Linked DNA regions of Homo sapiens: regions 1 and 2 are each linked to region 3. The links are chromatin contacts, found by Hi-C or POLR2A ChIA-PET in ENCODE. All regions are on one chromosome and are shown on one strand. Each heading gives the region's core, a stretch centred on a gene start or an enhancer-like site at or near the end of the contact. The rest is flanking DNA. Distances are from core to core; before and after follow the strand shown.

Region 1 (2,700 bases), core at 177-2,676, 490 kb after region 3:
GACAAATGATTGTACTTTATAGTTGTAATAGAAATTAAATGGGGTAATGTATGTTGAGTTAACATGTGGATCTCAGTCCTAGCTCTGCCAGAGTTCTTTGGCCTTCAGTCACTGGGCTTTTCTGACCTACTCAGTTCCCTTATCTGGAAAATAGAGTTCAGACTTTCCTACCCAATTCACAGGGCTATTATGGGGGTCAAATAAAATAATCTTACGTGAAAGCATTTGGCTAATTACCATTCTATGCAAGTTCAAGATAGACCTTACCCCAAGGTTGATTCAAATTGACACCCTCTGTTGACCTAAAAGAATTCTCCCATGCTTGCCAAAACCTGCTTTTAATTTTTCTAAATATGGGCCCCTTAGTCCAGAAGATACTTATCTAGCCTCCAAAGATTTGCCTTTCTCTAAACAGCAGGCTACCCAGCAGTAGCCTTATAGCTACTTCTGTGGCCACTCCAGCTCTAGTCGCTTTCCTTCAACCATTTGAGAGAGGTAGCCACAATATTAAAATATTTTAAATGTACAGAAACATTAATCATTAATTGCCATCAAGGCAAGATTCTCATTCTCACTCTCAGCCCCTATCAATTCTAGTAAAATACTGAAACTACACCCGCCTTCAACTACACGGCCTTTACTAACACAAGTCTTAGTATAAATAACCTTTTATTATCAGTATCAGTATAATGTTAGTAAGCAAACATTAAGTACCTTACTGTGTGCCAAGAAGTATGCCAAAAAAAGGGGAAATTTCCATCCTAAGAACAATGTATGTTGTCTTCAAGATTAGAGCAGTGGTTCTCACAAGGTAGGGGAGTGAGTAGTGGGGAGATAGGAAGTTGAGGCATTTTTAAAGTCACAACTAGAATGTTCTACTGGCATCTAGGTAGAACAGAAAGGCCAGAGATACTGCTGAACCCCCTACAATGCACAGGCCAGTGCCCCACAATGTCAAAATGTCAGTAATGCCCAAGTTGAGAAGCCCCAGTTAAAGGAACAAATACTGTCCCTAGGAAAGATGTTAACTCCTTTTCCATCAGGATGAAATAAGTTATCCCTGTAGGTGATATACTATCAGCATGCTATTTGGCTTCTCTAAGAGAGGAGGGTGGGAATTTACACAGGTGGTGTCCTGTATCTTGGGAAGGGGAACATAGACTTCACTTCCTCCACTGCTGTGTTGAGAAGCTAAAAGACACTAGCAGAAAGTAGTAACCTCCAACTACTACTGCACACCATTATTTCTCCTTTTATGTAAAAATGCTATGTGTTACTCCTGCTGGTTGCAAAAGAATGAAGAAGGTGATTAAATTTTCACTCTTATCAAGAAACTGCTATGAATTAAACTCCAGTCATCAGCTGAATTGGTTTCATAAAATGGTTCCACCGCAAACATACTAAAGCAGTTCTTTCTGTTTGAGTCATCCTTTTGAAATCAGCCACAAGGAAACTCTAGTATAGATGGAAATCTGTTTTATCTGAGATAATATATGCAGTCCACATTGTTTTTCATCATAAAAAAATGTTATAACATTTTCATGTTTTAAAACATTTTCCTTTTTTTCTCAGTACCCCATTATGCCTACCCACTTGCCCACTAAAATAGAAGTGCTCAGAAGATATGTAAACAATCTGCATAAGATTTGTTTTGTCCCTTGCTTAGTATTTGTTTTGCTTTTTTTTTTAGGGCAGGAATTTTGTACTTGTGTTTAGTAGGTAGTAAGCAAAAGGCTGTGTGTGATGTAAATAATGAAAGAAAACATTTGTTAGGTTGAGAGACAAAGATTGATTTCTCAGTTTTTCTTCTTTAGGTGAAACTGACAGATATTATACAAAGTCTTTCCTTTGGGAAGACTTGATATGAAAATAATTGTATTTCACTGGCCCTTAAAAAGGAAATGATTAGAATGTTTAACAGTCAAATTAATAATACTATTCCTAATAAATACATATTTTATGAGTAACTTTTCATGTTCTCCCAGCCCACAAAGAAAATAACACTATTCCAGAATATGTTTATTTTAAAATTTTTTTTTAACTCTGGAAGTTTAGTTCCTGCTAATGAGAGCAACATGCTTTCGAGTATCAAGCAAAGTTTCAAAGTAATAGATAAAATAGAAGACAGTTTTATTAGGAAGATTTTCTTTAGCATTTCTTCTAGTCTTGAGTAGAATTAATGGTGCTATTTCATGTTCTTGGTGCTAGATAACATTGGGATAGGGCTGAATACATGAGGTCAAACTAACTTAATTGAAGACCAACAAATGAAGCCAGTAATCGAGACATTCGGATGTTTTTTATGTACATACTCATTTAAAGTTCTCAAGTACATGACTTCAGGAATTTTTTTTTTTTTTTCTTTTTTTTTGAGACAGAGTTTCTCTCCGTCACCCAGGCTGGAGGATCACAGCTCACTGTAGCCTCAAACTCCTGGGCACAAGTGATCCTCCCACCTCAGCTTTCTGAGTAGCTGGGGCTATAGGTGCATGCCATGACATTTGGCTAATGTTTTCTGTTTTTACTTTTTTTTTTTTAAATCTTTTGTAGAGACGGGAGTCTTACTATGTTGCGCAGGCTGGTCTCAAACTCCTGGCCTCAAGTGATCCTCTCACCTTGGCCTCCCAAAGTGCTGGGATTACGGGCATGAGCCACCATGCCCAGCCTAGGAATTCATTTTGAAGAATTCTTTTACTCAGA
Region 2 (2,700 bases), core at 1-2,500, 410 kb before region 3:
CTCTGCATGGCCCAGGCCCAGCAGTGCTAAGCTCCTAGGGAACTCAGTGCAGACTCTTTTTGGTGTTCTCAGGACTTGTTACTTACACAATCCAGTCCACAGCCAGGATCAGAGGCAGGTCATGAGTAGGCAGCCCAATGGCCTCCAGGATAATGGCAATGGTGAGGACCCCTCCAGCTGGCACGCCTGCTGCTCCAACACTGGACGCTGTGGCAGTCACTCTAAGGGATGGCAGAGCAGGGCCAGCCATTAACATAGAGCGTGGAGTGGACACAGAGAAATGCAGACCATGCAGCTGCAATGTGGCTGGAAACTAAAAACCGCCCCACCATAGGCTCTGCTGGCTACGCCCTTGAGAGTCAACACACGCTCTTCAAGTAATGAATCCCCACTGTCCTCATTTTATGAGCGAGACACCAAGTTGTGGTGAGATTGGTTTTTCAAAGGAAATCACAAGAAAAGCCTTCAGTTTTGAGCCAGGGAAAGAATGAGGAACTTACAGAATGGTGAAAATCTGTCCTGCGTTGAGCTCTACGTTGTTGAGTTGCGCAATGAACACCGCGGCCACACACTGGAAGATGGCTGCTCCGTCCATGTTCACGGTGGCCCCGATGGGGAGAATAAACCTGCTGATCCTCTTGTCCACACCATTGTTCTCTTCAATGCACTTCATCATAGAGGGAAGGGTCGCTGAGCTAGAAATGGGAAAAACAAACCGCCAGACATGACAACAGTCCGAGGCAGGCTAACATGTGTCTTGTCTCAGACCCCAGAACAGAGCAATTAGCACCATCTTCGTTTCTGGCTTTCTTCTCTTGAAATAAGGGAAAAAACAGAATCACTTTAAAACTTCTGTCACAACATGAGGCTTTGGCAACTCCCAAGATACTTAAAATATGACTGCCTTCATTTACCTATTCTGTCATTTACTTGGATTCACGTGTTCCAAGTTTCTTAAGAACTGCACATTGCCTCCCGGTGCAAAACGTTCCCGAGAGAACAAACAACTAGTTTCTCTACATGTGCATCTCCTCTCTTGAGTGTTCCCCTCCCAAAAGTAAATGGTAAACTATGATTTTTTTTTCTTTTAGGCCAAAACCCAGAAATGGCTCTGTGAGCTTGGAAGAATAACTAAGTAGATAACCATAAGAACAGTACCTGCTCCCTCTAGCTGGCTCTGCGGGCTCTGCAGAGGTTAGTTGGTGCAGCTGAGAAACAGGTTTTTGTCTAGGCCAGAGGAACTTCCTTCCCTAATTTTTTTTTTTTTTTTACTCCCACCTCTGTGTTATATAAATAGCCATCCAGATTGGGAGGAAGTGAGCAGTAGAGGCAAAACTAAATGTGTGAATGAAACGACGTGCTGCCGTCCTTTGAAAGTTTTAACATATTTGGAAAACCCAGTGTTTTTTTTTTTTTTTAAGGTTTTCCAGTGAATGACAGGATGCATCTCTTGTGCCAAATGAGACAATCCCACACTATTGTGGACTCCTAGAGGGCTAAGCATCCATCCCTCACCACGGTGCCTCAGACTCGTTTTCTAATTCACATATCCAGAAAGGGAGAATTGGGCAGGAACCATTCTAGAAACTTCCCTGCAATGCATTTTTGAGTTAGGTGGGCTGCCTTCTTTTACTCAGGGAAAGGTCTTCCTAATTAGGGTGAGGGACCCGCAGCTGGGCTAACTAATGATCTGCTGACCTCTAAGGAGCAAGAGGGAGAAGAGAATGAGGTAACTTCAGTAGAATAGTAAATGAAACAGAAACCCACCCCAGGGGAATACAGAAAAGCTTTGGGGCTGGTCATTTTAAGAAATCATGTGAGGCTTGGTGTGGCTGTGCATGCCTGTAATCACAGCTATTCGGAAGGCCGAGGTGGGAGGATCACTTGAGCCCAGGAGTTCGAGACCAGCCTGGGCAATCACGGGAAGATCCTGTCTCTTAAAGAAGAAAAAACAAAAAAATAACAGAAGACCGATTTAGAGTTTTCCAGGAATTAAAGTATGTCAAGACACTGGTTGTGCATCTACCACTGGGCTCACCTGGTTCCATGTTAACATGGCTCAGAGCAGTGAAGAGACCCAAAACCCACTCACCTGGAGCAGGTAGCAAATGCTGTCGCAAATGGGGCGAGGAGGCCCAGGAGGAATCTGAATGGGTTTTTTCGTGTGAAAACAAAATAAATAAGTGGCAGAACAATTCCTCCATGAATAACATGGCCCAATATAGATGCGAAGATGTATTTCCCCAGGCTGGTCACCAGCACGATGATGTCTTTCATTTCCACGATCTTGCTTCCAACAAGGAACATGATGCCCACAGGTACGTACCTAGGGCACAAGCACAGGGTACTCATCAGTGGGGGATAAAGCTGGGGTGAGAGATGCAGGTCCTTCCTGAGGCAGAATGCAGGGACTTTCAGCCAGGCCGTCTTCATCTCTCCCTAGGATAACCCCGAGGAACCGAAACAGTCAGGGTTATACCATCCCCATTTTACAGCCTGTGAGACTGGGTAAAATGAGGCTGACCACTCACCAAGGGTAACAGAGTCAGGACCAGAACCCAGACGTCTTTCCCCTTGGATACAGTATGTCCTTAACAGAAGGATGCTACCAGTCACAGGGATTCCCAGGAGGAAAGGCAAGGAAATCGAGATCAAAGCCTCCAGGACTGTAAGCCTGACTTTTGGCTTTGCTCAGGCTTG
Region 3 (2,700 bases), core at 114-2,613:
GGCTGCTCTCAAACTCCTGACCTCAAGTGATCCGCCCGCCTTGGCCTCCCAAAGTGCTGAGATTACAGGCGTGAGCCACCTCGCCTGGCCCTTTTTTTCCTTTTTTTTAAGAAAGGAAGATCTCGCCCCTTGCCCAGGCTGGATTCGAACTCCGGGGCTTAAGCGATCCTTCCGCCTCAGCTTCTCCAGCAGCCAGGACTGCAGGTGCGCACCACCATGCCCGGCGTAGCCACCCGTGTTCTATCCCCAGCACAGCTCCTTAGATGGTGACTTTTAACAGCTCACTTCGCCTCCCTGTCCTCAGTTTCTCCTTCTGGAAAGGAACTGGATTGGATGGGGATGGTTTCTGAGGCTCCTTCCAGCTCAGTTGTCCACCTTAAAGGTGTAAGTGGCAGAGGGTGGAGCGGGTCTGGTTCAGGGAGGAGAGCTGGGAGTAAAGGCAGGCCAGGGGCTGCGAGGTGGGTGGAGGAAAGGAAGACAGGAGGGAGGAGAGCGGGGCATGGAGGATAGCTTTGCCAGCCTAGCCCACCAGTCCCGGCCTCTAAGAGCAGGCTGGCAGAGCCCCAAGAGCCTATACCACGGAAGGGCCCCATGGGAATCCCCTCACTCTCTGGGTGCCTGAGTTTGCAGATATCTGTTTGCCAAAGGATGAGGGAAGGAACAGGAAGGAACGTGCCGGCAGGACTGGAAAATCCAGCTGGGCAGGAGATAGCTGTGGCTGCACCTCGCACTGGAGGCTGAAGCTTTGCTTGGCTCTGCCCCTGTGTCACGTGTCAGGTGAGGCTGCTGGACCCCTGGAAGCCCCGCCAAGGGAAGTGACTACCACCAGGCCGCAAGCTCCTGTGCAGAAGTCTAGCAGCCTTTAGCTTTGGGGCCATACACATGTGCTTCCAAGACGGTAGGCAGATGACGTTCAATTTAAATCCACTTTCCTATACGTTTACTCAATGAGTTCAAAGATGCTTTTCATTTACAAGCTTGGCGGCAGCTTCCAACACATTAACCCAAAGGCCTTCATGTTCTCCCCAGCCAACCCCTTTGTCCCTCTGCAGAAAGGGAACCTCCTGCAAAATGTCCAGATGGTTCAGAGAAGTATATATGACAGGCTGGTTGCAAGTGGCAGGAACGCCCCTCTAAGTAGTTTAAAGACATATGTATGGGTGTGTGTGTGTGTGCACGCGTGTGCATGTATATAATTTATTTTTTGCTCAAATAATTTTGGTAAAGGTAATTAACTAAAGGTAAATAACTAACCTTTACCAAGAGCAGGGATGTGGCTGGGCCCAGAATGCAAGACTCTCCGATAGCAGCTCCCAAGCTTAACAAGTTAAAGACACACTGCAGCTTTTCTCCAAAATTCTAGTTAAAAGCTGAGGCCGTCACCAAACAATTGTTGCCAAGAGCTCAGGATGTTGTGGTTGGAGGGGCCTGCGCCAGAGGTCCACTTCTGAACCAATCAGCAGGGCCCGGGGGCTGGGCCATGTTCTGCTTACCTCACAGCTTCCACACCCACAGGGTTTTGGGAACCGGAGGCAGGCGGACAGCCCCAGGAGTCATAATGAGAAGAAATGCTACCTCGGTACAGTGGACGAACGTGCAAACCACACAGAAAGTTTGAAAAAGGTCTACTGGAGGCTCTGCTTTCTGGTAATGGCTCCAAAATACAAAGGGCCTCACACTCCGGCACTGACGAAGTCCATACGGCTCTTAGGCTGACACCCACCAGCCAGTCAATGGGAGAGCTGGGACCAGAGGGCTGACTTGACCTCTTCAGCAGGAGTGTCCAAGGCCTTTGTGGGCGGTGGTGCAGGTTGTGCGTGTGAATAATGAAGGCAATTCATTATTACTCAGAACACAACACCTTGGCGATCTTTAGAAACATGAGAAACAGAGCTTCCAAGGTACCTGCTCACACGCCTCTCTGGAGGTAATCGCTGTGCCGTGGCTCTTAATGAGCCACTCTCCACATGGCCTGAGGCCTGGCACCGTGGGAATTCCCTCTGTCCCTGAGTCATAGGCCTCTGCTACTGAACTGTAAATAGGGACCGGGTCAATGACAGCGGGACAGCTGGCCCAGGGAGCAGGGTTGGGGTGGGGACTGCTGGGAGGCTGCCCTGTTAATCTCTCTCTACCATACAAGGCACTCCTTGGGTGACCCCCGTGACTGTGATGCAGAACAGGGAAGGAGAGTGGGTGTTAACCTTGAGCCTAAGGCTCCTCCTCCACCTGTGGGACTGTAAGCCACCTCTCCTGGGCTGAGGGCTCTGGAAGGAGGCTTGGCTGCTCCTCAGCACTCGGGGAGCGGTTTTTCAGGCACACACACTTGAGCTCCATGACCTCCCAGATTCCCACCGCCCCTGCTTGACTCTTCCCCTGTCTCCCCTTCCTGAAATGACCCCCTCTGAATTCCTTTGACTGTTCTCTGGTTGTCAGTCTCACAGTGACAGGTGTGTAAAGCATGAGGTGACCTTGGGCAAGTTGTTCAACCTCAGTGTTATCACCTGTAGAACGGAGAAAACAAGACTACATACTTTGGAGGTAAGTGTAGGTTCCAATGAAATAACAGAGCTTGAGGGGTCCTATAGGCACATGGGCCTGGAGCCAGACCCCCTGGGTTCAGATCTGTCTTGCCGTGGGTTTTGGGGCAAGTTCCTTTTCTGTGCCTCAGTTTTATCATCTGTAAAGTGAGATGAGAATAAT

What was found. A loop is a pair of places that touch in the nucleus more often than their neighbours do. ChIA-PET counts read pairs that join two places held with the same protein, here RNA polymerase II (POLR2A). Pooled maps may share reads with other maps.
Region 1: a map of naive thymus-derived CD4-positive, alpha-beta T cell shows a loop between it and region 3 (4-fold over the local background). The contact joins the enhancer-like site here to the promoter of LINC02579 in region 3. A Hi-C loop is called at or near these places in 1 of 168 maps with a recorded cell type or tissue (naive thymus-derived CD4-positive, alpha-beta T cell) and 3 of 50 pooled maps. POLR2A ChIA-PET finds 5 or more read pairs at or near these places in 3 of 52 experiments (H1, T-cell and activated T-cell).
Region 2: a loop to region 3 is called in a pooled map, with 2.0 times the contacts of the local background. The contact joins the enhancer-like site here to the promoter of LINC02579 in region 3. A Hi-C loop is called at or near these places in 1 of 168 maps with a recorded cell type or tissue (heart left ventricle) and 1 of 50 pooled maps. POLR2A ChIA-PET finds 5 or more read pairs at or near these places in 2 of 52 experiments (activated B cell and activated naive CD4-positive, alpha-beta T cell).

Annotation. Positions count from the first base shown.
Region 1 is chr2:64,112,962-64,115,661 of GRCh38, reverse strand. The region is part of intron 1 of PELI1 (pellino E3 ubiquitin protein ligase 1); the gene reads left to right. Among named protein-coding and RNA genes, the nearest start is that of PELI1, 30 kb to the left of the region's middle. RefSeq lists an enhancer at 1,459-1,538. Within about 2 kb of position 1,426, at least 5 of the 41 ENCODE cell types and tissues checked have a DNase peak (open chromatin) inside an H3K27ac peak, as active enhancers do.
Region 2 is chr2:65,016,066-65,018,765 of GRCh38, reverse strand. SLC1A4 (solute carrier family 1 member 4) reads right to left here. Exons shown (of 8, transcript NM_003038.5): 5 at 2,093-2,326; 6 at 501-695; 7 at 87-221. Among named protein-coding and RNA genes, the nearest start is that of LINC02576, 13 kb to the left of the region's middle. RefSeq lists an enhancer at 1,661-1,740. Within about 2 kb of position 1,250, at least 8 of the 41 ENCODE cell types and tissues checked have a DNase peak (open chromatin) inside an H3K27ac peak, as active enhancers do.
Region 3 is chr2:64,605,975-64,608,674 of GRCh38, reverse strand. It overlaps LINC02579 (long intergenic non-protein coding RNA 2579), which reads right to left and starts at 1,363. Exons shown (of 4, transcript NR_034023.1): 1 at 1,255-1,363. It overlaps LOC105374773 (a long non-coding RNA gene), which reads left to right and starts at 1,436. Exons shown (of 7, transcript XR_007086343.1): 1 at 1,436-1,647; 2 at 2,434-2,538. RefSeq lists enhancers at 127-626, 627-1,128, 1,846-1,895, 1,411-2,610.